Regions from separate parts of the Homo sapiens genome. Here region 1 is linked to region 2. The links are chromatin loops, found by intact Hi-C in ENCODE. Cell type or tissue: PC-3. All regions are shown on one strand. Links, peaks and the distances in the headings refer to the core of each region. The heading gives the core; the rest is flanking DNA.

Region 1 (16,270 bases), core at 5,004-9,003, 97 kb before region 2:
ATTTTATAAATGAATTTAACTGAAATTTCACAATCTTAGGGATATGTGTGTATATATGTATATCTGTGAACACATACATGTACATAGATATACATACATATGTGTATGTGTATGCATATAAGTGGAACTATTAAAAGATTGTGAATATTTTAAAATGTATTAATTCATATTACAAAATGCTTTCCAGAGAGATTAGTCTAATTTGTATCCCCAGTAGCTGTATAAGAGAGTATTTATCTCACTATACTCTTGCTAATATTGAGTATTATCACTTTTAATAATTAGATCTTAGTGATGATACGACAGAAAAATCTAATTCATTCTGATCTAAATCTGCTTTGCAATGTTTTAATAACTATTTGTTGAATAAACTGTTCTTTCACCACTGATTTATCTCTTTTATTCTTAAATGATTGTATAGAATACAGTCTTTATGGACTCTTCCTGTCCTATCTGTCTAATTTTTGTACAGATACCACAAACACTTATTTACTGTAATTTCATAATGTGTTTTGCTCTCTGATAGCACGTCATTAGTCTTTTTAGCATAGTTCTAAGCTAATTTCACCTTTTTAGAACACTTTTGGTTTTACTTCTGCTATAGCACATTGTGTTTTACCTTAAATTATGGCTGCATAACTTATCTCCCAGAAGAAACAGAAAACTCATTGAAGGTGGAGATTTTAAAATCTTTTTTACTGTGTCCCTTTCCAAATCACAGTTATTTACTCAAAAAAATATAGCAAAACCTTTCAACTGCAGGCAAATGGTTTGTTAGAATCAACTTCAAAACAGTCCGTATTCTCTTCCTTTCTGAATTTCCTGGAATCTTGAAGAAGCTCCTTCATCACCTCTATTTCACATCCCTCAATCACACCAGTCATATCCAACAATTCCTTAAGCAAGAACATAAAGAACTGATAATTGCTTCTGAGGGTAATTTGTTCGACACACTGACCTATATATATCGAACCCACTAATAAGCACTATTGAAAGACAAACTAATAGATCATTATTATTATACAGGCTAAATGGAGATATAGCTAAATAGTAATGAATTTTATTTGGTAATTGCCCACATAAGAGAAAAAATTATCATTTAAAAGAACTGTAGTTACTAATTAGTTACTAACTCTACCTGTCTTCTGTGACTTTTATTGTCTCTAAAAATAGTACAGATGTTCATTGGAGACATTCACAAACCAAATAAGTGGCCCTTTATTTGTTTAAGAAATTAATTTGATCAAAGAAGTAGTTTCTAAATCAAAGTATTCTTTGGAAACACCTAATGATTTAAAACATAGATTCCTTGATACCATATAGAAAGTTTGACTTCATAAAGCCAGGGTTGGAACCAGGAATCTGTTTTGGTTTTTTTCCTTTTTAAACTCCCTAGATGATTCTAATATAGCTGTTTGGGAACTACTAGGTTAGAACATGTTATTAATGAGGCTGAGATCATTGCAATACATTTATTCTATTTTATGTATTATTATTATTATTATTATTGAGAAAGGATATGGCTCTGTTGTCCAGACTGGAGTGCAGTGGTGTGATCATGGCTCACTGCAACCTCAAATTCCTGGACTCAAGCGATCCTCTCACCTCAGCCTCCTGAGTGGCTAGGACTACAAGTGTGCACCACCATGCCCAGCTAATTTTTGTTTTTTTTGTAGAGACAGGGTTTTGCCATGTTGCCTAGGCTCGTTCGCTCTATTTTTTTAAGACATAAATATTCTACAAGATTCCATTCAAAATCATTAGGTGTTATAGGGGGCCCAGAGGAGTTGATTCCCAGGTAACTTGACATTTTCATAGAAGTGACAAGAAAAATAGACAAGGGGCATCCATGCCGGAATCATTTATCTTTCAAATCTTCATAGGATGTACTTTTAACTCTTGGATCAGAACAGCATGCCTGGGACTGGTCTTCATGTAAGAAGCGGAGGGAATTCCAGATTGAATTGAAGGACACCAGACAGGTACCATCCCTTGCCATCCACTCCCACTCCACCAGCCTTTTTGGCAAATTATCTCCCCTATTGCCATTATAACAGAAATCTTATATTTAAAACTTGATTCCTTCCAGTTACTCCCTAATTATTCTATTCACTCTATATCATAACTGAACATCCATAATTACTAGACAGGATGCTAATCTCTGGCAAGAGGGCCATAAGCAACTCAATCTCGATCCTCGGGGAGTTGAAATCCAGAGTGGGATGCAGCCCTCTTCATCTATAACACAGCAATGATATGTGCAGTGAAAGAAGAGGGCTCTGAACCCAGATGAGAAGGTGAAATGAAGTGAGGACCCACAGGCACACCATATTAATTGTGCTCCGCTTTATTGCGCTTCATTATATTGCAATTCACAGATACTGCATTTCTTTACAAATTAAAGGTTTGTGGCAACGCTGCGCTGAGCGGGTCTATTGGCACCATTTTTCCAACAACATATACTCAATTCATGTCTCTGTCATATTTTGGCAATTCTCACGATATTTCAAACTTGTTCATTATTATTATATCTGTTACAGTGATCTGTGATCAACGATCTCCGATGTTTCTGTGGTAATTGTTTTGGGCAGCATAGACCACACCTATATAAGATGGTGAACTTAACTGATCAATGCTGGATGGGTTCTGACTGATCCACCGACCGACTTCCCCCTCTTTCTTCCTTTCCTCAGGCCTCCCTATTACCTAAGATACAAAAATATTGAAATTAGGCCAATTAATAACCTACAATGGCCTCTAAGCATTCAAGTGAAAGAGCCACACATCCCTCATTTTATTATTTATTTATTTATTTATTTTTTGAGACAAAGAGTCTCGCTCTGTCACCCAAGCTGGAGTGCAGTGGCACGACCTTGGCTCACTGCAACCTCCGCCTCCCCAGTTCAAGCGATTCTCCTGCCTCAGCCTCCTGAGTATCTGGCACCCGCCACCATGCCAGGCTAATTTTTGTATTTTTAGTAGAGAGGATTTCACCACATTGGCCAGGCTGATCTCAAACTCCGAACCTCGAGTGATCCACCTGCTTCAGCCTCTCAAAATGCTGGGATTACAGGCATGAACTACCATGCCTGGCCTCATCTCTCATTTTAAATCAAAAACTAGAAATGATTAAGCTTTGTGAGAAAGGCGTGTCAAAAGCTGAGATAGGCTGAAAGCTAGGCCTCTTGCATCTAGCAGCCAACTTGTGAATGCAAAGAAAAAGATCTTGAATGAAATTAAAAGTGCTACTTCAGTGAACACGTGAATGATAAGAAAGAGAAACAGCATAATTGCTGATATAGAGAAAGTTTGAGTGGTCTGGGTAGAAGATCAAACCAGCCACAACATTCCCTTAAGCCAAAGCCTAATCTAGAGCAAGGGCCTAACTCTCTTCAATTCTATGAAGGCTGAGAGAGGTGAGGAAGCTGCAGAAGAAGCTTGAAGCTAGCAGAGGTTGGTTCATGAGGTTAGAAGAAAGAAGCCATTTCCATGACAGAAAAGGTGAAGTAGCAAGTGCTATTGTAAAAACTGCAACAAGTTGTCTTGAAGATCTAGCTAAGGTCATTGATGAAGGTGGCTACACTAAACAGATTTTCCTCTTTTTTTCCCCCCCTTCATGGGGGTTTTTGGATGAAAACCAGAAAACCTGCTAGACAAATTCTAAAAGAGCTATAACACTAACAAAGATTTTCAGGGTAGGCAAAGCAGTCTTCTATTGAAAGAAGATGTCATCTAGGATTTTCATAGCTAAAGAGGAAAAGTCCATGCCTGGCTTCACAGCTTCAAAGGACAGGCTGACTCTCTTGTTAGAGGCTAATGCAGCTGGTGACTTTAAATTGAAATCAGTGCTCATTTGCCATTCTGAAAATCCTAGAGCCCTTCAGAATTATGCTAAATCTACTCTGCCTGTGCTCTAGAAATGGAACAGCAAAGCCTGGATGATAGCACATCTGTTTATGGTATGGTTTAATGAATATTTTAAGCCCACTGTTGAGACCTACAGTTAAAAAGAAAAAAGATTTATTTCAAAATATTACTGACCATTGGCAATGCACCTGGTCAGCCAAGAGTTCTGATGGAGATATGCAAGAAGATTAATGCTGTTTTTGTGTTTTTGGAGACAGTCTCACTCTGTCACCCAGGCAGGAGTGTAGTGGTACAATCTCGGCTCACTGCAACCTCCACCTCCCAGGTTCAAGCAATCGTCTTGCCTCAGCCCCCCAAGTAGCTGGGATTACATGTGCATGCTACCACACCTGACTAATTTGTGTGTTTTTAGTAGAGACAGGGTTTCGCCATGTTGGACAGGCTAGTCTCAAACTCCTGACATCAGGTGATCCACCTGCCTCAGCTTTCCAAAGTGCTGGGATTACGGGCGTGAGTCACCGTGCCTGACCTAATGTTTTTATGCCCACTAACACAACGTCCATTCTGCAGCCTATAGACCAAGAAGTACGTTTTACTTGCAAGTCTTATTATTTAAGAAATTCACTTCATAAGGTTGTAGCTGTCATAGTGATTCCGCTGATGGACAAAGTAAATTAAAACCAAAGCATTCGCCATTCCTTTTTTTTTTTTCCCAAAGCAAAGCAGCAAAAGTTTATTACACACAGTATTACACTCTCAAAGGGGAGAGTGAACTGTGAACTCACCTCTGCAAAATGAGATCAGCCCAGTCTGGTGTAGCTTGTGTCTTTTTATACGTTTTTTTTTTTCTCTTCTCTTCCCTAGCTGTCTAATCTCTAGCCAGTTCTGTCTTTTGATTGATAGGTGGGTTGCTTCATTACTTTGGCCCTTGTGCACTTATGTATTGCCTCTATCCCATAATTTTAAGTACATGCATGATATGTAGTCCATATGCATGACCCTTGAATAGCTAATTACCATATGGGGTCATTTTAAGAATACTTTTTCTCTCTAATGTGCATGCCCATCTCTGGGAAGCTACCCCTGACAGGTTTGGAACGGATCTAGCCAGCCATGGGGGCTCCTTACTCACTTCTTTTTTTTTAAAATCTTCAGCTTTTATTTTAAGTTCAGGGGTAATGAGCAGGATGCGCAGATTTGTTACATAGGTAAACATTTGCCACATTTGTTTGCTGCACAGATCATTCCATCACCTAGGTATTAAGCCCAGCATCCACTAGCTATTCTTCCTGATGCTCTCCCTCCCCACCCGCAAAGGGCCCCAGTGTGTGTTGTACCTCCCATGGGTTCTCATCATTCAGCTCCCATTTATAAGTGAGAACATGCAGTGTTTGGTTTTCTTTCTTTCTTTTTTTTTTTTTTTTTTTTTTTTTTAAGATGGAGTCTTGCTCTGTTGCCCAGGCTGGAGTGCAGTGGCACAATCTCGACTCACTGCAAGCTCCACCTCCTAGGTTCATGCCATTCTCCTGCCTCAGCCTCCCGAGTAGCTGGGACTACAGGCGCCTGCCACCATGCCCGGCTAATTTTTTGTATTTTTAGTAGAGATGGGGTTTCACCATGTTAGCCAGGATGGTCTCGATCTCCTGACCTCGAGATCCGCCCACCTCTACCTCCTAAAGTGCTGGGATTACAGGCGTGAGCCACTGCAGCCGGCCCAATGTTTGGTTTTCTGTTCCTATGTTAGTTTGCTAAGGATAATGACCTCCACCTCCATCCATGCCCCTGCAAAGAGCATGATCTTGTTCCTTTTTATGGCTGCATAGTATTTCGTGGCGATTGACCATTCTTGATGCCGTTAAGAACATTTAGGATTCATGGGAGGAGGTCAAAATGTGAACATTAACAGGAGTTTGAAAGAAGCTGATTCCAGCCCTCACGGATGACTTTGAGAGGCTCAAGACTTCCATGGAGGAAGTAATTGTAGATGTGGTGAACATAGCAAAAGAAATGTGGAGCTTGAAGATGGGGCTAAACTGTTGTAATCTCATGATAAAACTTGCTCACACCTGTAATCCCAGCACTTTGGGAGGCTGAGGCAGGTGGATCACCTGAGGTCAGGAGTGCGAGATCCAGCCTGGCCAACATGGTGAAACCCCGTCTCTACTAAAAATACAAAAACACAAAAATTAGCCGGGCATGGTGGCAGATGCCTGTAATCCCAGCTACTCAGGAGGCTGAGGCAGGAGAATTGCTTGAACCCGGGAGGCAAGGTTACAGTGAGCCGAGATCGTGCCACTGCACTCCAGCCTGGGTGACAGAGTGAGACTCCATCTAAGAAAAAAAAAGCTTGAACAGATGAGGAGTTGCTCCCTATGGATGTGCAAAGCAAGTGGTCTCTTGAGATGGAATCTACTCCTGGTGAAGATGCTATAAACATTGGTGCAATGACAACAAGGGATTTAGAATATTACGTAAACTTAGTTGATAAAGCAGCATTAGGGTTTAAGAGGACTGACTCCAATTTTGGAAGAAGTCGCACTGAGGGTAAAACGCTATCAAACAGCATCACATGCTACAGAGAAATCTTTCACGAAAGGGAAAGTCATTTGATCTGGCAAACTGAATTGCTGTATTATTTTAATAAATTGTCACAGCTATCCCATCCTTCAGCCGCCACCACCCTGATCATTCAGCAGCCATCAACATCAAGGCAAGACCCTCCACCAGAAAAAGATTGCAACTCACTGAAGGCTCAGATGGTCATTAGCATTTTTTAGCAATAAAGTATTTTAAAATTAAGGGATATATATTGTTTTTTAGACATAATGCTATTTCACAGTTAATATACTACAGTATTATGTAAACATAACTTTTATATGCACTGGGAAACCAAAAATTCTTGTGACTCACTTTATTACAATATGCACTTTCCTGCAGTGTTCTGAAACTGAACTGGAAGTATCTCCAAGGTATGCCTGTAACAGCCCTGCTGTTAAAGTTTTCAAAATTCTGGCCACCTTGTCTGGCAGTCAGTAAGGTTGTCACTGCACACAAAAACAATACAGTTTGCTTGATGCTGTTGTCATTGCTACTGCAGTTCAAGGGTCCAGGAGTAAGTGGGCCAAAATCTCAGCTATTGTCTCTTTTTGGTTCCCATTTTCCAAGGCTGTCTGGCTACAACCTCCAGACCAAAGCCCTGTGACCAGGCAAATGGCCAGAAGCTGCTGGGATAGGCCAATTATGTTTTTATGAGGGCACCGTGCTGCATGAATTTAAGAGCTGGACTTGAAGAAGGGAGTAGGAGCGAGAGGGTCTGGAGCAGGAAGAAGTCTTTGAGATGATGAGGGCAGGGTCAATAGAGAACATCAAATTGCAGCAGGTCACCAGGGTGGTGGTGTGACAGGAAGAGTGAGATAATCAAGTCTTCTCTGACACCACTGAATGTTAGGGATGGATGTCTGTCTGGTGACAGCCTGCCCTGAACTGTTCTGAATCCTTCTCTGTTAGCCATTTTCTAGGTTTCTGACCTCCAAAAGATTTGCAAAACTAGACTGTAATCAATTCCATTGTCTTCTCCAGAAATGTAACCAATATATCACTTTGCTGTAATATGATATTAATGTTACTATCCCAGACCATACTGTATTTTTCTTGGGCATCCTTATCTGCATAAACATTCTGAGCTGCCTTTTTATCTGACCCAGATGGTCTATAATAATTTCCTATTAGTCTTAGTTTCCTTTTATCTTTTATTTCCATCCAAACATATTTTGTCCCACTGCCAACTTATTTATTATGTGACATTCTTTCTCCCTTCAGACACAATATCCGCCTTGACCCATGTTGGCATAATTCCCCCTAGCCTGTTGTGTCTATCTCTTGCATAAACTTTCCATATCCAAATTATTCCAAGTCTGTTTCTTGTTTTAGCCCCTCCTTAGTAATCCTTGTTACATAATGTGTCTATTATATCTCTTGGTTTTGTTTTCTTTTAGTTCACTTCTTACCATGCATGTGAAAGTCATTTGTAAGGGGAGCTGTTTAGCATTTACTTTTATTTTTTCTTTGGTTTCTTTTGGGTTCTGGCTCCATCCCTGGAGTTCTTTTAATCTCCGACCCTCCTCTCTCTCCCAAGCCCTCTTCATTTCCCCATAACATGTTAGTTTATACCTTCTTCTCAGATGTACGCAATTTTTACCATTATGGCTTTGTGTATTGCTGTGTGGTTTTGCAGAAAAAGCTGGCTGTCCTTCAGTAACTTTCCAGCTCCCACCATTCATCTGTTTAGCAGGAGCTCCATTCAAAACCAGTTTTTTTTGTTTTTTGTTTGTTTGTTTGTTTTTGTTTGTTTTTATTATACTTTAAGTTCTAGGGTACATGTGCACAATGTGCAGGTTTGTTACATATGTATACATGTGCCATGCCGGTGTGCTGCATCCATTAACTTGTCATTTACGTTAGGTGTACCTCCTAATGCTATCCCTCCCCGCTCCCCACACCCCACAACAGGCCCTGGTGTGTGATGTTCCCCTTCCTGTGTCCAAGTGTTCTCATTGTTCAATTCCCACCCGTGAGTGAGAACATGTGGTGTTTGGTTTTTTGTCCTTGCAATAGTTTGCTGAGAATGATGGTTTCCAGCTTCATCCACGTCCCTACAAAAGACATAAGCTCATCATTTTTTATGGCTGCATAGTATTCCATGGTGTATATGTGCCACATTTTCTTAATCCAGTCTATCATTGTTGGACATTTGGGTTGGTTCCAAATCTTTGCTATTGTGAGTAGTGCCGCAATAAACATATGTGTGCCTGTGTCTTTGCAGCAGCATGATTTATATTCCTTTGGGTATATACCCAGTAATGGGATGGCTGGGTCAAATGGTATTTCTAGTTCTAGATCCCTGAAGAATTGCCACACTGTCTTCCACAATGGTTGAACTAGTTTACAGTCCCACCAACAGTGTAAAAGCCTTCCTATTTCTCCACATCCTCTCCAGCACCTGTTGTTTCCTGACTTTTTAATGATTGCCATTCTAACTGGTGTGAGATGATATCTCATTGTGGTCAAAACCAGTTTTATTCCAATCATTATCATGAGCCTAGAGCCTGAAGGAAGTCTGATAGAGACTTTTAAAAGTGCAACAATCTTGTTTTATGTTTTCATGAGACTTCAACAGTCTACAAAAAGTCCAGATCAATTGGTTGAAATGAATATTATTTTAATCAACTGCCTATTTAGTCTATAAGGAGTCAAATAGTTTGAACTGTATTCTCATTAAATTCTCTTTTTTTTTTTTTTTTTTTTGAGACAGAGTCTCTCTCTGTCGCCCAGGCTGGAGTGCAGTGGCGCGATCTCGGCTCACTGCAAGTTCCATCTCCTGGGTTCACGCCATTCTCCTGTCTCTGCCTCCCAAGTAGCTGGGACTACAGGCACCCACCACCACGCCTGGCTAATTTTTTGTATTTTTAGTAGAGACAGGGTTTCACCGTGTTAGCCAGGATGGTCTCAATCTCCTGACCTCGTGATCCGCCACCTTGGCCTCCCAAAGTGCTGGGATTACAGGCGTGAGCCACTGTGCCCAGCCTTAAATTCTTAACTCTATTTCCCCACTCCCTCACTTAATGGCCCTTTTGTTCTTGTTTGTGCATGCAGGTCTATGTGAGAGTTTACATCACCTATCTACTTCCTTCACATTTCTGGAAAAGCTATCAAATAGGACATCACAGATATACCTGTACTTCCTATGTCCTTTAATACAGACAACAGTGGGGAGGGGTCATAGCAGAAGGAGGTTAGATAGAGCAGTTGGCATAACTGAAAGTCTAGCGGCAACTCTTAACTATTTTCCAGAAATGTAAATTTCCTTAGGGAGCAGCTGTGACCTCAGTCATCTTTGTTAATCAGCCTCCCTGGGGCTCAGTTGAAAATAGAGACAATATTAATAATATCTACTCAATGGGACTTTTATAAGGATATGTTTAAAATACTCTCTAGGAAGAAACATTCTATTAATGATGGTCTAAATAACAACAAAACATGACTGTGAAAGTCATCCGGTTATCATTCAGTAAATTTTTGTGCCAGGGAACTAATGAGTAATTCAACAACCTTAAGAAGAAAGTAAATTTTTCCTATGGGAGGAATTTAGTGCCTAGGAGAATCCAGATGAACATAATTAGCAGAAATCATTGTTTAAAGTACCTGAAGGCAAAGTTACCCATGCTGAGATCCCATCCTGACAACAGTATGGTTCCAAGTTCAGAGGGGACAGAAACCAGGAGAAGAGACTCTGGTTTAAACATTCCACTGTTTAGACTCATTTTTGTTTAGGTCAACAAAATTTCCAAAACTATTCCCATTATTAAAAATCATTGAGCCAATTGCATTTTCACTGCATTCAGAACATGAAATTTAAAGGGAAAGAAATCTTCAAGTTTATGTTTTTTGGATTAGGAACACAGATTTGGGAGTCATGCTGCCTCCATGAAAGTAACAGCAGAAATATTTGCTGGCTGTGTGATTTTAGGCAAGTTACTTAACCTCCTTGAGCTTCCATTTTCTCAGATGTAAAATAGGGAAAATAATAGTACCTATCTAATAAGGCAGCTTGAGGGTTCTCCTGATGCTTGGCACACAGGAAGCACTCAGTAAAAGCTTTTTGTTATCATTACTTTATTTTTTAATTTTTATTATTTTTCTAAATTGTTAACTTTTGTGGGTATATATTTGTGGGTCACATGAGACATTTTGATACAGGCATGCAATGCATAATAATCACATCATGGAAAATGGGATATCCATCCCCTTAAGCATTTATCTTTTGTGTTACAAACAATCCAATTATATGATTTTAGTTGTTTTAAAATGTACAATTGAATTATTATGAATATAGTCACCCAGTTGTGCTACCAAATACTAAGTCTTATTCTTCTTTCTATTTTTTCTACCCATTAACCATCCCACCTCCCTTCCAACCCCCATTAGCATTATTTTAGAAAGCTGAAGTCCAAAGAGAATGTCATTTGCCCAAAGTCTCACAAATATACTCTGCAAAGAACGAAGTCAATGTTCACCCAGTTAATGTCAATTATCTTGGCTTTTACCACCACTCTGCTATGTCCTCAATATGTGCTCTTTGTGTTCACCTTCTTCTCTTACCATTTTGTCACATCTAGTAGTCTTTTATCATTATGTAAATTATTCATGGAAGAGAGAATAGTTATTATTTCAAGAAGATCCTTTGGCCATGAGTATAAGCCATTGACCTGGGTAAACAAGTTTGCCATTTTTACAGGTGACTGTCATGTGTTCTCTTAGCTGCTAGTCACCATTGCTCTCTTACCTTTCAGATGGTAAGCTCATTGAGGCAGGGTCCATGTCTTATTTATATGTGCAGACCCCTGAGCCTTGCCAACTTCTAGCCATTACCTATGTCTTCAAAATATGCTAGAAACTCAGCAGTAGTATAGCAATCATACATATTACAAAATGCCTAGCATTTTTATTATACATATTAACTCCTTTATTTCTCACTACCACACATTTACAGTTGAGAACACCCAGGCTCAAAAGAGGTTAAATAACCTGTCCAAGGTCGCACTACTCATAACTGCCTAGCAGGAACACAAGCCAAGAGTGACTGACACCACATCTTCATTAGCATAAGAAAAGGTGGGGGCGGGGAATTCACACACTGACTACCTATTCAGACAGTTTAATCTGATTAAAAATTCACTTCTACTAGAATACACACACACACACACACACACACACATTTTATGACAGAAGTACAACCTTCATGTGGCTCAATTTATCTCAAGGATAGGCAAGCCCATTTGCTGACAAAGAATTAACTATTTCTTTACCAACATCATTTATTCATTTCTTTTTCTCAGATAGTGGGTTCTGGCTGATTTTGAAGCACAAGAAATCAGCTCAACTTCAGCCTAGGATAGTGTGTGTTTAATTCAATCCATAGCACTATTTAATTATAGAAGAATCAAAGCTATCTTTGTTGTGACATTTTTTCTCTCTTCAAACATTCTGTCTGTTTTGATCCATCTTGGATTCATGTTGGGGTTAGGTTTAGAAACTGTCAAAAACACTTTTAACAAGCTTGTTATAAACCACTACTCCGAGAGAATCAGCTGAGTAAATTAATGTTTCAACACAAGAAAATATTCTGAGATATTTTTAGTGTTTGAAAACAAGACCTGGAAAGCTATGACAAAACAGAGGTAAACAAAGCATAATGAATTCATTGCAAATGTATTTACATCTGAAATAATTAATAATATGTATATTTTGTGAACCATCGTTACCTTTTTCACTAGCCATACTTTATGACTTTGTGTAATTATATAAAAGATTTCTCAAAATCTTGAAGTCTATTCAAACATTGAGGCTAAGGGATTATGTATCACAGGAGTAATGAGAACTCTAGAAAAATAACTTGACAACAAAAAGTCCTTATAGTTATATATTAAATATCAAGAAAATCAATGGGAAATCTTTGTTATTTGTGATTAAAAAACATACATGGTTAATTTTCATGTTACTGTAGAGCTTTGCCTCAACATGACCAGTCGCCATGTGAGTTATTTTGTTTTGCAACCTGGATATTAAACATTCCAGAGTCTTCAGCTTTCTTATCAGCACAGAAAAGGCAATTTATAGCACAGTACCTTTATAAGCAAAGACATTTTATGTAAGTAATTTGCTACAGAATTCTCTCTCAAAGCTGATTTGATTCTTAAAGAGAATTCTTCATTGTAAATTCTTGATTCTACAAGTATGAAAAAAAAATCAGGCTATTATCACTCTTGAAGACAGACCTTCTATTTCTAATTTCATATTTTCCTTCCCAAAGTGGGGTTTATATTATTCTATTTCCACTATTTTGACATGACTTTAGGACATTAATGGGTTGGGCAAGGCCACCAGGATTTTATTTGTCAGAGATTGTGCTGTTTTTGCAGAATTGTTCAAAAGGACACTGAAATGGGTTACATCTCTAACAGGGTGAAGGAGACCCTAGTATAGAAGAATTAATGGGATCCCAGAAAAAAAGAGAGCTTAGGTCCCACAGAAGGGCTATAATCAATCCCTACGAAAATCTAGTACTCCCAGATTCCTGAGCCTTTAGGCCTCAGCAAAGTGGATGGAATGCAAAACCTAGTCCTCATACTATGGCTCAGAGAAATGAAAGAAACTGGCATTAGAGAAGATGGGAAGAGTGACAAAGTACAAATGTAAAGAAAGAGAGAAAGAGCATGGTAAGTATGTAAATACATGACATCACAAAAAAAAAGAAAAAGAAAGAAGAAAGAAAAAGAAAGAAAGGAAAGAAAAGAAAGAAAGGAAAGAAAGAAAGAAAGAGAGAAAGAAAGAAAAGAAAGAAAGACAGACTATATCATGCAAAAGAGAAAAACATATGTAGCATTCTTGAGAAAATATAGCACAAGCAACGTGAATAAACGTGCCATAGTGCTTTATGTCAGCAAAGGATTTGATAAGACTATGAGTTTAATAAAAGAAGAGTTCAGTGACAATATGACACACAATAAAAAATGAAGAAAATGCAAAGCTAAGTAGACAGATTAAGAAACCAAATCATACCATTAGAAACCCAACAAGAGAAAAAGTAAAAAGAAAATTAATGTAATATTAAAACACTTTAAATCATCAACATGAATGTAAAAGAACAAGGCAAAGAGATTAAGGTAACTAGAAGAAAATGATAGATATGAAAGATAATGAAGATCTGACATGATAATAATTGAGATAATGATAATAGAACCTGTCAAATAAAACATTAAAAATAGTCAGGAATATAATGCAATACATGTTTCCTGAAATAAAGAAAAAATTAAATTTAATTCTATTGAATCCCTAAAAAAACTGATACAGACCAAGTTATATAAAAACAATTCCAGGTGAAATCATAAAAATTCTAGAATTCCCTGTGAATTTGGACATCCCCCCAGTCTCCACCCTGCCCCAGTGTGGAGGGTCTACAAACGAGGAAAAAAAAAAACACATCATCCTACTTTATGGCTAGCAGCACTGAATGCTAGAAGACAATGGGATGATGTCTCTAATGTTCTGTGGGAAAGAAAAAATATTATACCCAGCCAAATGATGATTCAAGGATAAGGGCAACATAGAAGTACTTCCATGTTCTAAAGCTCAGAAGTACTTAAGGGATACAGCACATGACTCGAAAATCCACCAAATGCAGGAGCCACAGTAGAAGAGGCACCTATGATCATTGTAATCATTTAAATAAAGAATAATGTTTAAACAACCAGAAGGATTATGACTACAAAACAAAAAAGTAAATTTGCAAACTCTGACTAGGTTAAAATAAATCTACAGATGGGGAGGAAGGGTAAGAAAAATTATAAGAGAGCTCATTTCCGCATCTTTCTTAGCAAGTAGTCAATCCATCTTGGCTAAAACTGTAACATGTAGGTAAGAAAATAAATGACTCTCCCCTCTTAAAGGTTATTACTTTCTGGCTACCTAGTCACTTGTCCAACCGTCATTCCATCCATCCATCTTCTTACATATATGCATATAGATAGATCTTAAATAATGACATTCATCAAATGTTAACATTACTTATTTTTGGATGATGAAATTTGGGGTGATTTACAGCTTTCCTCTTTTGCTCCTCTGTATTGCTTGAATTTTTAAAAAGTGATCATTATCACTGTACTAGACTAAAATTGGCCAGAAATTCTTTGCACGTCATCTCATCAAGAAGTGGAGTCTATCTCTCACCTCTTATATCTTGGCTGGGCTTGTGGCCTGATACTGACCAATAGAACTCAACAGAAGCAATATATTGAGACTTCCATGCTCACCCTCTTGAAACCCTGAAACAACCATGCTGTGAAGAAGTCCCATATGAAAGGCAACATGAAGATATAGTCCCAGGCACCCCCGCCATTCCACCCATCCTAGATGAGGCCCTGGACATTTGAGTGAGACCAACTCACCCCTGCTTAGTTGTCTATATCTGCATGAGTGAGCCAAAGCAGAACCAGTAGAATATTCTAGTCAATCACAGACTTATGAGACATAATAAATTATTTTTGTTTTAAGTTACTGAGTTTGGAGTTGTTTCTTCCATAGCAATAGATAACTAATATACTCTCTTTTATAAAAAAGAATAAATTCAGTACTCTTAAAAATCTTTAAAAAAATGCTGAAGTCTGCATAGTATTCCACAGTGTATATGTGCCACATTTTCTTTCTCCACTGTATCATTGATGGGCATTTGGGTTGATTCCATGTCTTTGCTATTGTGAATAGTGCTGCAATGAACATATGCATGCATGTATCTTTGTAATAGAATGATTTATATTCCTTTAAAATCAAAATAAAAATTAAAAAATAACAATTGAACATCAACAGTATACCAGACTATTTAGTAAATCTTGAGAAGAATAAAATAAAATAAAATAAAATAAAATAAAATAAAATAAAATAAAAAGTGGAGAAAATGTTTCGAAAAAAAGATGCTGAAGTCTCCCTTCTATATAGTAGGGGGAGTTCTCTGCAGCCTGTATTTTTTCAAGAGGTTCATGACTTCCCTGTCAATATGTGCCACAGCCTTCTTTTCCACTATTAACTACTGACATTCTCTATTACAGGCTTTATTATTCTCTCTCACCAGCCCACATCACCCCACACTGGATCTAACTCAGTTTCCCTCACAGTACCACTAACACAAAGCTTGCATATATTGTATACATCTCAGATATTTACTAAAGGTAAAAGAGGAGGTAGCCCAAAGATTTTAAATTATTTATCTATTACTGTATAATAAATGACTGCAAATCTTTGGAGCTTAAAAAAATTAAAGATATCGACTGGGCACAGTGGTTCATGCCTGGAATCCCAGCACTTTGGGAGGCCGAGGCAGGCAGATCACCTGAGGTCGGAAGTTCGAGACCAGCCTGACCAACATGGAGAAACCACGTCTCTAGTAAAAATACAAAATTAGCTGGGCGTGGTGGCACATGCCTGTAATCCCAGCTACTCGGGAGGCTAAGGCAGGAGAATGGCTTGAACCTGGGAGGCGGAGATTGTAGTCAGCCGAGATTACGCCACTGCACTCCAGCCTGGGCAACGAGAGCGATACTCTTTCTCAAAAAATAAATAAGTAGAATAAATAAAAAGATATTTGTTATATCATGCAGTTTATGTGAGTCAAGCCTTTGAGAGCAATTTAAATCAGTGGTTCTGTCTTGGGTCTCTCATAAGGTTGTAGTCAAGATGTTGGCCAGGACTAAGACATCGCGAGACTTTGCTGCGACTGGAGAGTCTGCCTCTAGATGGCTCACTCACAGGGTTGTTGGTAGGTGCTCTTCTTAGGGCTGCTTAAGAAGCCTCA
Region 2 (16,270 bases), core at 8,208-12,207:
TGGTGGCATTGAGGTCTGGGAGCAGTAAGTGGCTGTGTCCAGGGAGACGGGTTTTTGCCTATTTATTCATGCAACAAGTTTTTATCAAGCAGCATCGTGGAGTGGAAAGAGCCCCACATTGGGTAGGTAGAGACCTGGATTCCAGCTCTGCCATTTGCAAGTTGGGTGATTTTATCTGTAAAATTGAGGATGGTGATTCTTCCTCAAGATTTGCTCTGTGGACTTAAAGGAAATAGTGCATGTAAAGGCATCTGTTAATGTTAAGCCAGGGCTGAGAAATATTGATGGATGTGGTTGTTCTCAAATGGAGAAATGATTATTGGAAGCTTACTGAGCATGGAGCTCTATGCTGGGTATTCAGGGGATTTTACAAGGACGTATTCCAGCACAACTCCTTAAGGAGTTTACATTCTCGAGGAGGAGATAAGATTGCACAGGTAAACCAGCTAAGTAACAATGCCTGCTTGTTAGAAGGCATATCTGGCTCTGGGAGCCATTTCGCCAGGCACTTATAAGGCCCATTTAACATTATAGGACAGTACAGGCTTCCTAACAGCAAGGGCCTGGCACAAGGCCAGTGTGCCTGCCTTAAAGTTAGCCCAACTCTGCTGGGCTGGGCACACTTACTATGAACTTGGCAGACAGACCAGCAGGTTGGTCAGACAGCTGCTGGATGAGGCCTGGGAGGGAGGGAGGAGCAGGGTTTCTTCCAGTCAGGGCAGAAGAAATACCAGAAGCAAGAACTGGAGCTTCAACTCCAATTGAAGAAAAAGCAGCAGCTAGAACAGAGGCATGTTCAGGAACTGAAGGACTCAGCTGGGGCAGAAGTGTCAAAGATATAAAGCAATGTTGTAAATACTGACTACAGCTGGAATTAAAGAGCAACGCTTCTTTGTATGCAGTAAAACAACAATGCACTAAATTCCTTCCTTTTTTTTTTTTTTTTTTTCTTAAGAGACAGGATCTTTGCTCTGTCACCTAGGCTGGAGTGCAGTGATGTGATCATAGTTCACTGTAACCTCAAACTCCTGGGCTCAAGCAGTCCTCTTGAGTAGCTGAGACTACACACACATACCATCACACCCTGCTAATTTTGTAATTTTTTGTAGGGATGGAGTCTCACTCTGTTGGCCAGGCTGGTCTTGAACTCCTGGCCTCAAGTGATCCTCCCACCTTGGCTTCCCAAAGTTCTGGAATTACAGATGTGAGCTACTGTGCCTGTCCTGCATTATTCATTTTCGCATATATCCAACAAAATTTTGGGGAGCTTCTGCTCTATGAAGGGTCTTGGGTTAGATTTTATTTATTTATTTTTTATATTTTGAGATGGAGTCTTGCTCAGTCACCCAGGCTGGAGTGCAGTGGCGTGATCTCTGCTCACTGCAACCTCTGCCTACCGGGTTCACGCCATTCTCCTGCCTCAGCCTCCTGAGTAGCTGGGTCTACAGACGCCTGCCACGACACCCGGCTAATTTTTTTTGTATTTTTAGTAGAGACGGGGTTTCACCATGTTAGCCAGGATGGTCTCGATTTCCTGACCTCGTGATCCACCCGCCTCGGCCTCCCAAAGTGGGGTTAGATTAAACTGGCAATCACAGGTGACTAAAGCCTAGTCCATGCCCTTAATCTGTCAACTAATGATGGAAATAGACACAAAAAGAGGCATTATGATACAGGTGGTTAGCGAGAGACATAGAGGCATTACACTGCAGTAGGTTAGTGCAGTGGTAGAGAGAGAAACAGGATATTATGGGAGCATAGAGGAGCCTTGCCCAAGCCCCTCTGGTGAAGTCAAGGAAGTTAGCTACTTCTCCATTGTCCTTTTCAGTGAAATGTCCACACACACAGGCCAGTCCTGAAGGAAGCAGCAGCAGCAGCAGCAGCAGCAGCAGCTTCACACATGAAGGGTAGCCAAATCAGTAGTTCATTAGATGTTTCTGATTCCTTTGGTGGCACTGGACAAGGTAGCTCGTGTATCTTGAACACCTGAACAGGACTCTGACTCCTGTGCCCCTTCATATGGCTCCCATGTCTCATTTCTTTGGCCATTATCCTAGAGCTTCTGTGGTTATTGGACATAAATATCTTGCTGGCTCTATTATAACTGCAAGCTGATTTGCAGTCATGTTTGGTAAGATGTGTAATTTCCTCTAAATCACATGCATCATAACAGGACAGGGCTGGTTTAGAATGATTTGAATGTGTAATTACGCAATATAGAATATTTTCGAAGGAAAAATCACCTGTATATGCAAATAATGTGATTTGATTCTACGCCTTGTGTACCATATAAGCCTTAGTGGAAAAACTGCTGTGTTGCTTTCTTTTGAAAATGGATATTTAGAATAGAAGAAAACTGTCCATTGACGGATGACTCTGAGTTGAACTTGTCAGGAATGAGCCCAAGAAAAAGCATGTTGAATGACTTCTGATAAACTGTCTCTGTTGTGCTTAGCACTTCCTGGACTTCCTTCTCACTAATGCCTATCTTTGCTGGCCTTATTCCTTGTGCTTATTATGTTTTTCCTGCCAATAGTACTTGAGTCTGGAAGGGCTTGGGGGAGGGAGAGGAGATGGTTTTACACTTAGTAACATGTTGCTGCTATTTCTGGTTGCTGCTTGAGGAGTTCCTTCCTTGAGCTTAAGTGGATGAGCAGGCAGGAACCTTGCAGAACTCTGGAATTTTGGTATTAGATGGAGTGGGATTTATTTTAGATATGCTTGGACCTTGGAGTAAGAATTTATTGAAAGTCAAAATATGAAGGGACAACAGGGACAAGAATTTTGACTCAGCCAGTTAGTTATTAACTGTGTAACTTCTGTCATGTTATTAAATCACTCTGAACTTTAGTGTCTTTGTATTTCATGTAGCTAATGGGAGTAAATATATTTTAAAGGATAACCAAGTGTCTAGCTCAGGGCCTAAGGTAGGAGCAGTCAATAAACAGAAATGTAAATATGAGAGCAGTTCATTTAGTGCCAGGGCACAGAACCGGGAAGGTGGTAAACATGTAGCTCCTAAGCCTGAATGAAACTGAAATCTAATTTGTAGACCTGCAGATTTCAATATGGTCAATCCTCTGCCCCCAGGTTTTTAAGATATGGTTCACGGACCTTTGGATGTGGTGCAAAGCCATGCTTGGGGCTTTCTGAAGAAAATGCTAGACCTGGCTAGTCATAGTTATTTCTTTAGTTTTAAACTACAAAGATTTAAAAACATATACAAAAGTAAATAAAATAGCATATGAATATCCACATACCTCTCACCCAGCTTAGACAGTTATTAATTGATGGTCAGGCTGGTTTCATCTCTACCTCTGCCTCCACTTGCTCTTCCCCCCAGATTATTATTATTATTATTATTATTATTATTATTATTATTATTTTATTTTATTTTTTTTTTTGAGACGGAGTCTCGCTCTGTCGCCCAGGCCGGACTGCGGACTGCAGTGGCACAATTTCGGCTCACTGCAAGCTCTGCTTCCCGGGTTCATGCCATTCTCCTGCCTCAGCCTCCCGAGTAGCTGGGACTACAGGCGCCTGCCACCGCGCCCGGCTAATTTTTTGTATTTTTAGTAGAGACGGGGTTTCACCTTGTTAGCCAGGATGGTCTCGATCTCCTGACCTCGTGATCCACCCGCCTCGGCCTCCCAAAGTGCTGGGATTACAGGCGTGAGCCACCGCGCCCGGCCCCCCCAGATTATTTTGAAGCAAATTCCAAATATCACATAATTTCATCTATGACATGTTTATTGTATCCTTATTTAATTTCTATATTTGTAATGTTTTATAATATGTATAATATATTGGTACACTAGTATATAAAATTTACAATTCACAAATAAATATAAATATTTTGGAGGTTGTTTAGGCTACATTTTTTAACAATGATGTGCCTGAATAAAACCATTGGTGACTCTCCTAGATTTTTACAAATTAGTTAATACCTTTGCCCAGCAAATTCCCCAGCCTTCCAGTTGTAATGCCAAGCTTCTTTGGGGAAGCTCCTCTGGGTCTGTCCCTAATTGTGCTGTCTGGCCCTTGATTTCATGCCTGGCTTTCTCCACAAGACTGGGAGGGTCCTTGTTTTTCTTAAAGGCTGGCATATAGTCTAGGCACACACATTGGACTACTGCAATATGAACTGCATCTACTGCTTGTCCCTGTTCTCTCCCCCTTCCAGAAGAGACAAGAGTCAGAAAAGGACTAAGCGAGATAGCTGTAACTGGGAGAGAAGAGAGGCAGATTGAAGAGGAAGAGCTGGACTAATATATAATGTCTTCTGATCAGTCTGTCAGCAAATATTCACTGGATTCCTTATTGCAGGGAGGCTGAGAGTGATACAGGACATCCAGTGCCTCCCCCTAAGACCCCAGAGCTCTGTCCTATCCAGAGAGGCTAAACCAACTTGGATGGCTCAAGACAATATAGAAATAAACGCTAAAATATGGGATCTAGAGTACACCCAGGGTTGCTATATCGAATTCATGTTTCTAGAGGTCAGTTCAACACAATGAATGAAGTGGACCAGGTGTAGGTAAGCAGGGAGTGGTGCTGGATGTTGCAAGCTGGAGGACATGTGCCAAGGGTGAAGGGGGGCAGGACCACTCAGTTACTCTGTTGCCCAGTAGCCATGTGGGTCCAATGTTGTCACATGACTTTGTTTTTTATGAGAAGCTGGGTGTCTGTTTTTTCCATAAAATATCTTTAAATTTTTGGCAACTAATTCAGTTTAAAAAAAAAAAAAAAGAAAAACACACTATGTGGGCCAAACCAAACATGTCTGCAGGCTGGATAGGGCCAAAGGCCACCAATTTGCAGTGTCTGGGTTAGAATTATTCAGCGGGTTACAAAAAGAAAATGCAGTGCTTGTGTGCAGGTTATGGGGAAGCCAATTTCTTTGTGATACAAAGGAGAACTTTCTGATAGAAGAGTTCTAGAATGGATTGCTTTGAGATATGAGCTTGTCATCATAATGACTTCAACACAGATGAATGTTTACTTGGTGCCAGGCACTATGTTAGGTTTGAGATACCTACCCATCAGTTAATTTCTGATGTAATGAATGTTATGAGAGGAGGTTCAGGATGCTTGGAGAAAGTGTCAGGGATGTTAACCTATTTAAGGGCACAGAGGGATTCTGGCAGGCCTCCCTAAGAAAGTGGAATGAATTAGGAGTTGGTTAGTGAAAGAGTGGACCTCCCAGAAGGCTCCTTTTTGAGGAAAAGCATAGCACCTTTGATGAGTGGAAAGATGGCATTATGGTTTTGGAGTTTAGAGAACTAGTGGGAAGAAAGGGCATAAATAGAGGTGGGAGAAATAGGCAGAGGTCAAGCTGGGGGCTGTTTCTTGGATCCTTCATGTCAGTAAAGACTTGTTCTGCGGGCAGCAGAACACTCAACTCACACTGGCAAGAAAGGAAGCTACCACCCTATGCGGTTGAAGTGTCTGGGGTAGATCTTTGGGCAGGACTGGATTGGGGCTCAAAGCATGTGGCCAGTATGCTGTTTTTCTCCCTTTGCTTGCCTACTTCTTAAATAGGTTCTCCCCTCTATTTCAATATGGCTGGCAGTAGCTTATCAGTGTTTGAGTTGGGAACTAGCTGCTGCTTGTGCCCAAGTTCCTTGTATTTGGAGGTGGTGTGCTCTGAGGAGAAGAAACAAAAATCTGGAGAAAGCTTAGAACCTAGAAAACTCAGCCAAAGTGACTTCAGACTCAGACACTTCAGCAGTCACCAGTTGCCAAGGCCTGCTACATTTCTGGATTCTGCCTCCCCAAGTCCAGTTGGAGCCTGCAAGGTGGACTCCCTGCTTCTGCTCCAAAGACAGGCTGGCTGCCCAGTGTGGTCCCTCCTGTGGAGTTGTGCAAATCCAGGCTTATCAGGCCTGCCATTTCTCCCTGACCTCTCAGATCTACAGATCACTGGCTGCTATGAGAACAGGGATGGACCAGAGAGACAGTCAAATCTGCCCTGCTTGTTTTACAAATGTTCATTTTACAGAAACTGAGGCCCAGCGAGGAAGTGGCTCTCTGGAGAGCACACCAGTAGTAAGTGACAGATTCAGAACTCATGTTTTGGTTTTAGACTCTTGTTTTTTGACCCTTTTCGTGATATTATACTGTGGGGGCCCCTTTTTTTTCCGCATTTTTCTCTTAGAATGAAAAAGAAAACTTGACATAGTAGTATACATTCCTCTTTTGAAAAGAAAGTTTGGCTTAATGATTTAATGGCTGTAAACTTAAAGCTGATGGTCTCATTTGACAGCTGACTAGATTTTTAAGTTGTTAAATACCTAGAAGTCAGTGAGCCAGTGAAGAAAGTTAAAAAATTCTTAGACTTACTAGAATGTTGTTAGATTTTTTTTTTAAGTGCAAAGGTAAGTGGTCAATAACTATCATTGCGAACCAGTACCATCCAAACAATTTTTATTTTTTTATTTTTTTTTTTACTGAAAAGGTAAGTTATTTAAAAATACTTTAGAGGAGGAATGACTTTGTTTTGTGTTTGTTTATGTAAAAGCCACAGAAGAAAATTCCACCTGTAATTTTCAGGTAAAGTTCTATTTTGAAATTGGATTTTATGACCTACATCTCTCTCCCTAGTCATTAAGGGGATATGAAGTTGTTTCTTTCTCTCTCTCTCCCTTTTTTTTTTTTTGGGTGAAAATTGCAGTAGGATTACTACTTTGGAGGAATCATTCATTTAATTTGATGATGGAACAAACTAAATGTCATTTAAATGTTTCTTTACCTTGCCCTCTTTTTTTCTGAGTTCAAAGGTAGCTTTCTCTACTTCAGATTTGCACAGTCAAATGATTTCAGAGTTAATTACAGTTTGAAAAGTTCCAACACCTAAACACCAGAGTGGGGAATGTAAAAAGTAGCTTATGGTCCATATTTCTCTGGATATAGTATGCTTTATTGTAATTGTAGAGTGGAAGCCAGGGGAGTAAATTCTTATCTTGTACATGATAATGTCTTGGTTCTCTTCCAACCATAACAGTTATTATAAAGATGCAGTCAAAGCCCAAGACGGCAGCATTTTTTTTTCTTGCTTCCCCTTGGATTTTCATTTTATTTTATTTTTGCATGGAGTATTTTTAAAGATATTCAAGGCCCTGGTGGAAGGACGGTGAAAATTGGCAAACCAGTGAAAATGAATCTGAATTTTTAATTAGGCTTTGAGTTGTTTCTTCAAAGTGTGGACACATCATTAGGGATGTAAGTCTTGTTGCATTAGCAGAGACTGACATTTTACTTCAAACGCAGAGAGTGCAGCTGTCCTGTGCAGATAAAAGTCGCCAAGTATGGAATAGCAAGGTGGATTGGTAGATAATTAGCTGTCCCACATTACTGCAGTGTGGAAGAAGCCTGCCAGTCATGGGCAGGAAGGAGGAATTATTAGCAGGAGAAAATCCAAGTGTGTCATAAAGCAATTTGGAATCACTTCAGCTGTGGCAGAGCTGATAAGGCTTATGTTAAGGAAAAACAGAAACTGAGTCTAGTATATGGTGGCCAACTTTTCTTGCTTTCTTTTAAATAAAATCTTAATTCAAAAAACAAATTGCTGGAAATTAATGATCTATAAATATGCTGAAATATAGATTCATCAGTCTGCTTGACTCTATATATAAAAATTTAACCAGCTTACAGTAGTTTTATTTCCATGTCACTTGAAAATAAGGTAAGGATTCTATATAGGAAAAAATATATTACAGAGAAGCCGTGAACCCATGGCAATTACTGTGCTGTATATTACCATTAAAAGATATTTGAAGAAGAAAATTGGAAGTATATCATCTCTGATATAAATGTATAATATTTATAAATGGTTTCAGGATATTTTCATGTCTGTATTACTGGTAGCATATGTCTGTGTATTTAAATATTTTAAGAGTTTTTCTGTGATCATTGCATTCATTTCTAAGGGACTAGAGGTGTAGAAAGACCTGTTGGGTTTCTTGTCCATCCTCTATCATTTGCTAACTCACATGAAACTTCATGGGATTTTTTTTTTCCCCACTTGGATTACTCCGTGTGCCTCTGCCAGAATACTGGCCTTCTTTGTTCTAACACAATCCGCTTTAATTGATTGGCTCTCTCTAAAGCCTATATTTCTCATGACAGCCCAAAGACAGGATGTGCTGAAATGGGTTGGTTTCCATAACTTTGCTTGGTGGTGCCTGAACAAGAGTTGCCCTTGGCCACTGCAGGAGACAGCCAGTGCTTTTTGCCGCTTTTTCTGCTCCCTTTCTAGGGGACTGTTAGTCACAGAGTTGTTGCTGCTGTTGTTGCTGCCCTGAGTGGTTTTGGGGGAAAACCTGGAGAACATAGATTGGGTTTGTTTGTTTGTTTTCTGTTGCAGTCTTGGCTATTTGATCCAGAATTGGCTTCACTGAACCATTTATGAAAAGGGGAAATTTGCCACTTCTGTAGTCTTCAGGGGGGTTAGCCTGTGTGCTAATTATGAACCAAACACATTTGTTAGGAGTGTTTTAAACTTGAGATAGTATAATTTCAGATGACCATAAAAGAGGCAAATACATTATTTGCACATATTCAGATAACAAATGTAGGCAAGAGTTACAAGCAGTAAAACATCCTGGAGATTACTTATTAGAGCATGAGCTCTTGCAGGAAAGAACACAGACTTACTCATCTGCGTAGTCCTGGTATGGTTACCCCTGTCTGTGTCACATCATGAGGACTCAAAAAATGTCTAGACCACAGACATTGCCCAGCAGCCCTTAAATGGTAGACTTTGTAACTTTTTAGTAGTTACTGTTACAAATTTAGCTTTTACTACTGTGTTTAATGTGTCCATTTCATTACTTTAGAATTACCAGGAAATGTCTAGGGTCTTTATCTGCTACTAAAGATTAAGAATGTTTCAGGTGAGTAGAAGTATCTGCTACAGTATCAAGCACATTAGGACTCTAAGTAGACTCTAAGTATTAGTTGGTTCTAATGTTTAATATATTCACCTAGAGAAAGTTGGGCTACATTTAGGAATGTAAAACATACAAAAATGATTGTGTACTTGCAAACTATATACTTGAAGCTGCTTTATCCTAGAGGTTAGACTTCATTAGTTAATTCATTTCACAAATCTTTATTGAACACAGACTATGTGCCAGGTATTATGCTTGGATTTGAGTTTATGTTGTCACAAAGAGACTTGGTTCCTACTCTTATGAAATATGCAGCCTGCTAGGGGAAATAGACATTAAACAAATAATCTTATAAATATACATTGTAAATTTTGAGTAATGTTTTGAAGGAAACATGGGGCCTTTAGAAAGAGTACCAAGGGCAGGCTGGGCTGGGTGTGGTGGCTCACTTTGGTAATCCCAGCACTTTGGGAGGCCGAGGTGGCAGGACCCCTTGAGGCCAGGAGTTCAAGACCAGTGTAGGCAACATGGTGAGACCCTGTCTCTACCAAAAAAAAAAAAAAAAAAAAAAGTGCCAAGGAGATCTTTTAGAAATGCAAGTCAGATGTCATACCTCTGCTTAAAACTCCCTAAAGGTTCTCATCTGACTCAGTAAAATCCTGAATTACTGGTGGCCTTCACAGCTGTATGTGATCTGGCCCCTGCCACCTTTGTGACCTTATCTTTTACCTTCCCCCCCCCCCTTGCATATAACTCTGTTCTTTCAGCACTCCAAGCACATTCCTGACCCAGAACCTTTGAACTTGCTGCTCCTCTTGCTTGGGAACAGCAAGAAGTATCCTTGCCAACCCTCTTTGAAACAGCACCGTCCCTTGCCCTTCCTCATTGTTTCCTACCCTGTTTCTTTTAGTGTTCGTCATGCCCCCTAACCTCTCACAGGTAAGCACTGTATTGTTCAATGCTATATTCCTGTAGAATGGTGCTTGGCACTTAGAAGTACCCCATAAATCATTATTGGACAAGGGTTAGCGGGAGCGACAACTCTAAAAGGGAATCTGAAGCAGTGATGGAAAGGAGGAGCCAATCAGGGGAGGGGCTGGGGGCCTAGTAGAAGGAGGAACCAATCAACGGAGAGGTTGGGAGGGGACTTGGCAGAAGGAGGAGGAGCCAACCAGGGGAGCGGTTTAGGGGGTCTAGCATTCCAACAGAAGGAAGAGGCTTTGTAGAGGTCTTGAGAGACAGGACCTTGGTGTAGTTTAAGAACTGAAAGAAAGCCAGGCGGCTGACAGCATACAAGCAGAAGGGTGATGTGAAGGGAGGAATTTGGGTTCTTATTCCTCTTCAATTCAGGTATATTTCCCAGTAGCTCTTTTAGGCGTGGCCAAAAGTGTACAGTTCTGTGGCATTAAATACTTTTCATATTGTCGTGTAACCATCATCACCATCCATCTCTAGAACTTTTTCATCTTCCCAAACTCTGTACCATTGAACAATAATGCCCCATTCCTCCCTCTCGCCAGTTCCTGGCAATCACTGTTCTACTTTCTATCTCTCTGAATTTGGCTACTCTAGGTACCTCATAAAAGTGGAATTAAACAACATTTGTCCTTCTGTGACTGACTTCACTTGGCATAATGTCTTCAAGGTTCATCCATGCGTAGCATGTGTCAGAATTTCCTTTCTTTCTAAGGCTGAATAATATTCCATTGTGTATATGTGCCACATTTTGTTTATCCATTCATCCATCAATGGACACTTGGCTTGCTTCCACCTTTTGGCTACTGTGAATAATGCTACTACAAACATGAGTGTACAAATATCTGTTTGGGTCTGCTTTCAGTTCTTTTGAGCATGTGCCCAGAAATGAAATTGCTAGATCATATGGTAATTCTGTTTGTCCGAGAAACTGCCGTACTGTTTTCCATAGTGGGTGTACCATTTTACTTTCCCACCAGCAATGCACAAGGGTTCTAATTTCTTCCCCTCCTTACCAATACTTGTTTTTTGTTTGTTTGGTTTATTTGTTTTACAGTAGCTATCCTAATGGGAGTGAAAATATACACTTTTTGTTGAAGTTTCATGAATTTTGAAAATGCAGTCATGTAACCAACACCACAGTCAAGATATACAACAGTATCATCACCCCCCAAAATTATCTGATGCTGCTCCTTTATAGTCAGTCCTTTCCCCACCTGAAACTCCTGGAAACCATCGATATATTCTCCATATCTATAGTTTTGCCTTTTCCAGAAGAGGATAAATGGAAACATTATGGTGTGCATTTTGAGTCTGGCATCTTTCATTTAACACAGTGCATTTGAGATTCATCCATGTTGTATGTATCAGTAGTTAATTCCTATTTATTGCTGAGTACCATTCTGTTGTACAGATATGCCACAGTTTGCTTACCCATTCACTAATTAAAGAACATTTGAGTTTTTGTAGTTTTTTGTTTTGTTTTGTTTTGAGACAGGGTCTTGCTCTGTCACCCAGGCTGGAGTGCAGTAGCATGATCACAGCTCACTGTAGCCTCCACCTCCTGGACTCAAGTGATCCTCCCATCTCAGCCTCTTGAGTGGCTGTGACCACAGACATGCACCATCATGCCTGGCTAATTTTTGTATTTTTTGTAGAGATAGGGTTTCACCATGTTGCCTAGGCTGGGAGTTTTTTGATGTTTCAAATCTACTATTAAACATTCAGGGTTTAATAGTAGTTTTGGGTTGAATGTAAGTTTTCATATTTCTAGGGGTGGGATTACTGTGCCATATGTTAAGTGTATGTTAAACTTTATAAGAAACTGCCAGTCTATTTTCCAAAGGGGCTATATTAGTTTGTATTCCCACCAGCAATGTATGAAAGTCCTGGTTGCTCCACAGCCTCACCACAACTTGGTAGAATCTGTCATTTTAATATAAGTCATTGTAAAATGTGTGAAATGGTATCTCATTGTTGTTTTAGTGAATATTTCTCTAATGAACAATGATGCTGAGCATTTTTTCATGTGCCTATTTGCCATTAGTATATCTTTTTTGGTGAAATATCAAAACCTTTGCTAATTTTAAATTGGGCTGTTTATTATCGATTTTTAAATAATTTAATGATTTTTATTAAATTTGTAGCATTATGCAATGAGCACCACTATCTGGTTTTATAACATTTCCATAACCAAAAAAGTTTTCACATATTCATTTATTGTCAAGTTTTGAGAGCGCGCGCACACACACACACACACATACACACACACACACACACACACATACACATACACACACACACATACACACACACACGTATTCAGATGTGTTTTTTATCTTCCGGATGTGGACTAAGTTCTGCTACTACAAATTGATTTTCTTTCGAGTGACATTGTTCTCAAAGGAAATTTGCTTTTATTATTTAAATAATAATGACATCCAGGATTAGAAATAATAAAGTGTAATCCAGGGTGTATAGAAATCTTCAAGAGAGCTGTGAGTTTTGCAGTTCTTGTTTTCAGCTAAAAACAAAGCATTATTTAGGATTTTTGGGTCAATGTGGCCTGTGTAGAATCTTGGGTTTAGTTAGTCAATCTGCAAGAAACTGTAGATTGAACTTCTGTTATGCACAAGCACAGCTTTGGGAGCTGGGAGCACACTGATGGATAGAACAGAGTCCCTGCCTTTAAGGAGCTTACATTCTTATAAGAGGGAGATAAATATTTAAACATGTAAATGCTAAGTACATGTAATGTTGGACCCTGACCAGTTCTGTGAAGGACATAAAGTAGGTTAACATGGAGTTCAAAGAAGGCTTCTTGGGGGTGCTGATATTTGAGTGGAGGCATGAATGATGATTGGTAGCAGCCTAGGAGGACCTGGAGTAAGGAATAAAGCATACAGAGACCTGTGGAGGGAAGGAGATCAGTGTGTGTGAAGGGCTGAAAGAAGGCACTGAAGAAAGGTGGGAATAAAGGAAGATGAGCGAGGATAGGATCACTGTGGAGAACAAGTTTGGATTTTGTTCTGGCTGAAATGGGAAGCCACTGGAGGGTTTTAGGCACAAGAGCAAGGGAGTTGGCTTTTGCTTAGAAGGATCCCTCTGGCTGGTTCCATTTTTTTCTCTTACTCTCTTGGCTCTGTCACCCCCTGGCTGTCAGTTTATCCTCAGGCTGGTTTTGCCTGTAGTAAAATGAGTACATTCAGTAGAAGAGGGCACCTTTCTCCCCCCAGGCTTTGAAGGATGCCTTGGGCTCACTCTGATTGGACCTTAGTGGAATACAAGAGAATGGGATTACATTAGTTTATGCCAATCAGGACCTACTCCTAGAGCCCAAAGCTCCTAGAGCTGGGTTGATTCTACTCACATTTTATGACCTACACAATCCAGTGATTTGGATAGCAGAGAGGTGACACCAATATTTACTACAATTATCACTGTTACCATTCCACTGGCAGTAGACTACAGGGAATGATTTTGATCATTTTGGCTAGTGTCTTGGTTATGCTGGACCTCCTTTTTTAAAAAAAAAATGTAACTGATTATCTACTTAGCACCTGCCATACCTAATTTCAAGACAGACATGAAACAAAGGAAATGCATGGTGGTGTTACGTCAACCATAGTGCCAGGAACTGCTTAATTCATTTGGTTAGTAGAAGAATTCAAATCAATTAGTTTAGAAGGCAATTCTAATACTTTATGTATTTGAATATAATTTCAACTTTTTGTGAGGTGATGTGATTGTGGTTTGGAATTGTCCATGCTGGTGGGGTTTACATTTTACAAACATATTACTACAGATACAGCTTCAAAATATAATATGTTTTATAGATAGAACTGGGTTTTTAAGTAGCTGGTGGTAGATGCTTTTATGATTTATGTTTTGTAAGTTTCAATTCTTTGACCAATCTCTGTTTGTCCATCTCTAATTTCTGGTTGGCTGTGTCTGTTCTATGATGATACTGAGAAAAGTTACAAAGAGAATTGGTACTTTTGGATGTGGTTTTTAAACAGCCTGCAATTGTTTCATCTAATTAGTGAAACTAAAATACATGATTTTTATAAATGATTTTTGAGAGGTTTCTAGTTCCCAAAAAATTAAAATCTATTCGGGACAGTTATAGAGAATTCATTGTACAGAGAATCTCATTATGACATAGTAAAATATTATTGAGGTGAAGTATGAAAACATCCTTTTTGAGTTTATCTTCCTCATAAAAATTTGTCTTCTATTTGATGCAAATCAAGATTATATAGGACTTGCATGTAACCTGGTAAATTTCTTGTTGAATTTTCATTTAGTGTTTTTTGCTCATAAATTATTGAAGTGAGAGTATTGTGGTACTATTTTCCAAAATGTCTGACATTGAATGAAGAGGTGGGAGGTCTACTAACATAACAGTATGTTCCTCCATTATTCTTTCTTTCAATACACATTGTGCATACAGCCTGCCAAGCTGTGTGTCTTATCCAGTGAATTCAAGTATCTTCCATTTCGTTAGAATTTGACTTTCATACACTGGTTCTCTTAGTTACAAGACTGAGATCAAAATTGTGTAGATAAACATTGAGCTATTCTTACTTTTATCATCACATTAGAATTCTATAAATGTCTTTTTCCTCAAAGCATTCACATCACTGTAGAACACCTTTAAAACATTAGAAATGATTCTCATGTTGAAACAATTTAACCAGGAAAATTAAATAAATAAGAAACTAAATAATTATTTAACATATATTTAAAGTCTGTTACTAGCCAGGTACTCTGGTAGATACCTAGGATAGAAAAGTCAACCAAATACAGCCCTGCTTTCCTGGAGTGAACATTCTACTGGGGGATTAGTTAGTAAGCAAGCTGGGAACAGCAGGGGATGAGGGTCAGCTCTGGGAAATCATGGGAGATTGTTCATAAGCAATGGTGGAGATTTTTGCTTGATGGATGCCCATGGGTCATGTTCCCTGGAGGATTGTGTTTCAGGGATTAACTCTTTTTAAGCTAGTCTGTCCCAAGCTGTATTTCTTATTTATGGCATTTTTAGACAGCCCACGAGTGGCCTGTAAACAATTACTATGCTTCATTCTTCCTCTGTGTGTTTTCTATAAACCTTCAACTTGGTTTTTTATTTCCGTCTTATAACTGAGCTGCCAGTTGCCCTGAGACTTTTTCCATTTTCCAATCTCCCAGGAATGCTTACCTTTGTGGGCTTTGTGGATGTGATTTTGAAGAAGGAGTGAGTCCTCCAAACTAAAAGCCATTTTTAAGTAGTGCAGAGACCTTCCCCAAAGGAGGCGAGAGATATGGATGATTCCAGGAATCCCCAGTTTACAAAGAGTCTGGATTTCAAAGCTCGTTTCAGAGTCTGTTGTCTGGAACAACATTCACATAGAGGGGTTATAAAAGCAGACCCCGCTCTCAGGCCAACTCACAAAAGCCTGTTTAGGAGAAATGGGATTTTAATCCAAGCTCTTTTGCTATCCTTCTGAACCTCAGGTTTCTTACTGTAAAAATCAGGGCTGTTTCCACCGTCGTTGTAGAGTTAAATGAGATGAGGTTTGTAAGAATATCTAGCACAATGCCTGATGCCAGAGGTCTCAGGAAGTGTTTGCTTTTTCTTCATGTGAGGATACATAATGCTAAGTCTTCAGAATTTTATACTCTACTCCTCACTTCTAGATTTGAGCAGCCAGGAAGAGTCCTGGGTGTGTGGGGATGATAGATGAGGAGGATGAATCTCCTGTTATTAAGGATGAGGAAAAGGGGAAGTGTTATAATATTATTAGTTCCTATTTATTGAGCATTTACTATGCACTGCATACCATGCTAAGCACAAGTTAAGTACTGGCTATTATTACCTAACTTATACATACCCCAGTGGACCAAGCTGGATGACAGAATGTCCATTCCTAATTGCCTTAGCCAAAGGGAGTTGTACAAAGTTACCTAATTCCCTTGGCCAGAGGTACAAATAGCTCCATCTCAGCCCCTGCCCACTTTCAATGTCGCCCCTGTCCACCGATCAGGAATAACTATTTGGGGATATTTTTGTCTGTCACTAAGCATTTTCAGCAAAAAGGAAGATATTTTTCAAATTCCCAAAGGGCAGAAGCAGCCCTCTCTCTGGTACTGCAGGTCTGACTGGGCATGGTTTCCTCTTGAAATGTCTCCTTGTGATGTTATAACTTAAAAGATGGAGGGCTGTTTGATCCAAGCCTAGGATTTGTTGGCTACAGGGTTTTCGTTAATAGAAAACATTCATGCACCTCTAGGGGGGAGAAATTAAAGCACATACTTCTTCCTGTTTGACCTTCGAACCCTTGCCATTTACATCAAACACTCACTGGGAGAGAAAGCTAATTTAATAAACTGTGATAGCTTCTTCTCTAACAAGCCTCACTTTA

What was found. A loop is a pair of places that touch in the nucleus more often than their neighbours do. Peaks named below come from ENCODE experiments on the same cell type or tissue, not always from the same donor. Only the 100,000 strongest peaks of a DNase experiment are listed, where the experiment ranks them.
Region 1: a loop joins it to region 2, with 2.6 times the contacts of the local background. A loop is called at or near these places in 1 of 110 quality-filtered maps.

The regions. Positions count from the first base shown.
Region 1 is chr1:64,380,780-64,397,049 of GRCh38, forward strand. LOC105378774 (a long non-coding RNA gene) reads left to right here. Exons shown (of 3, transcript XR_947460.4): 2 at 1,884-1,982; 3 at 2,541-2,792. It overlaps LOC124904732 (U7 small nuclear RNA), which reads right to left and starts at 3,680; the gene lies at 3,619-3,680. It also overlaps the pseudogene RNU7-62P. In PC-3, for the core only: no CTCF peak of the experiment used is centred there; no DNase peak of the experiment used is centred there.
Region 2 is chr1:64,474,242-64,490,511 of GRCh38, forward strand. The region is part of intron 1 of CACHD1 (cache domain containing 1); the gene reads left to right. Among named protein-coding and RNA genes, the nearest start is that of CACHD1, 12 kb to the left of the region's middle. In PC-3, for the core only: no CTCF peak of the experiment used is centred there; a DNase peak (open chromatin) is centred at 10,640; H3K4me3 peaks cover 387 bases; H3K27ac peaks cover 986 bases.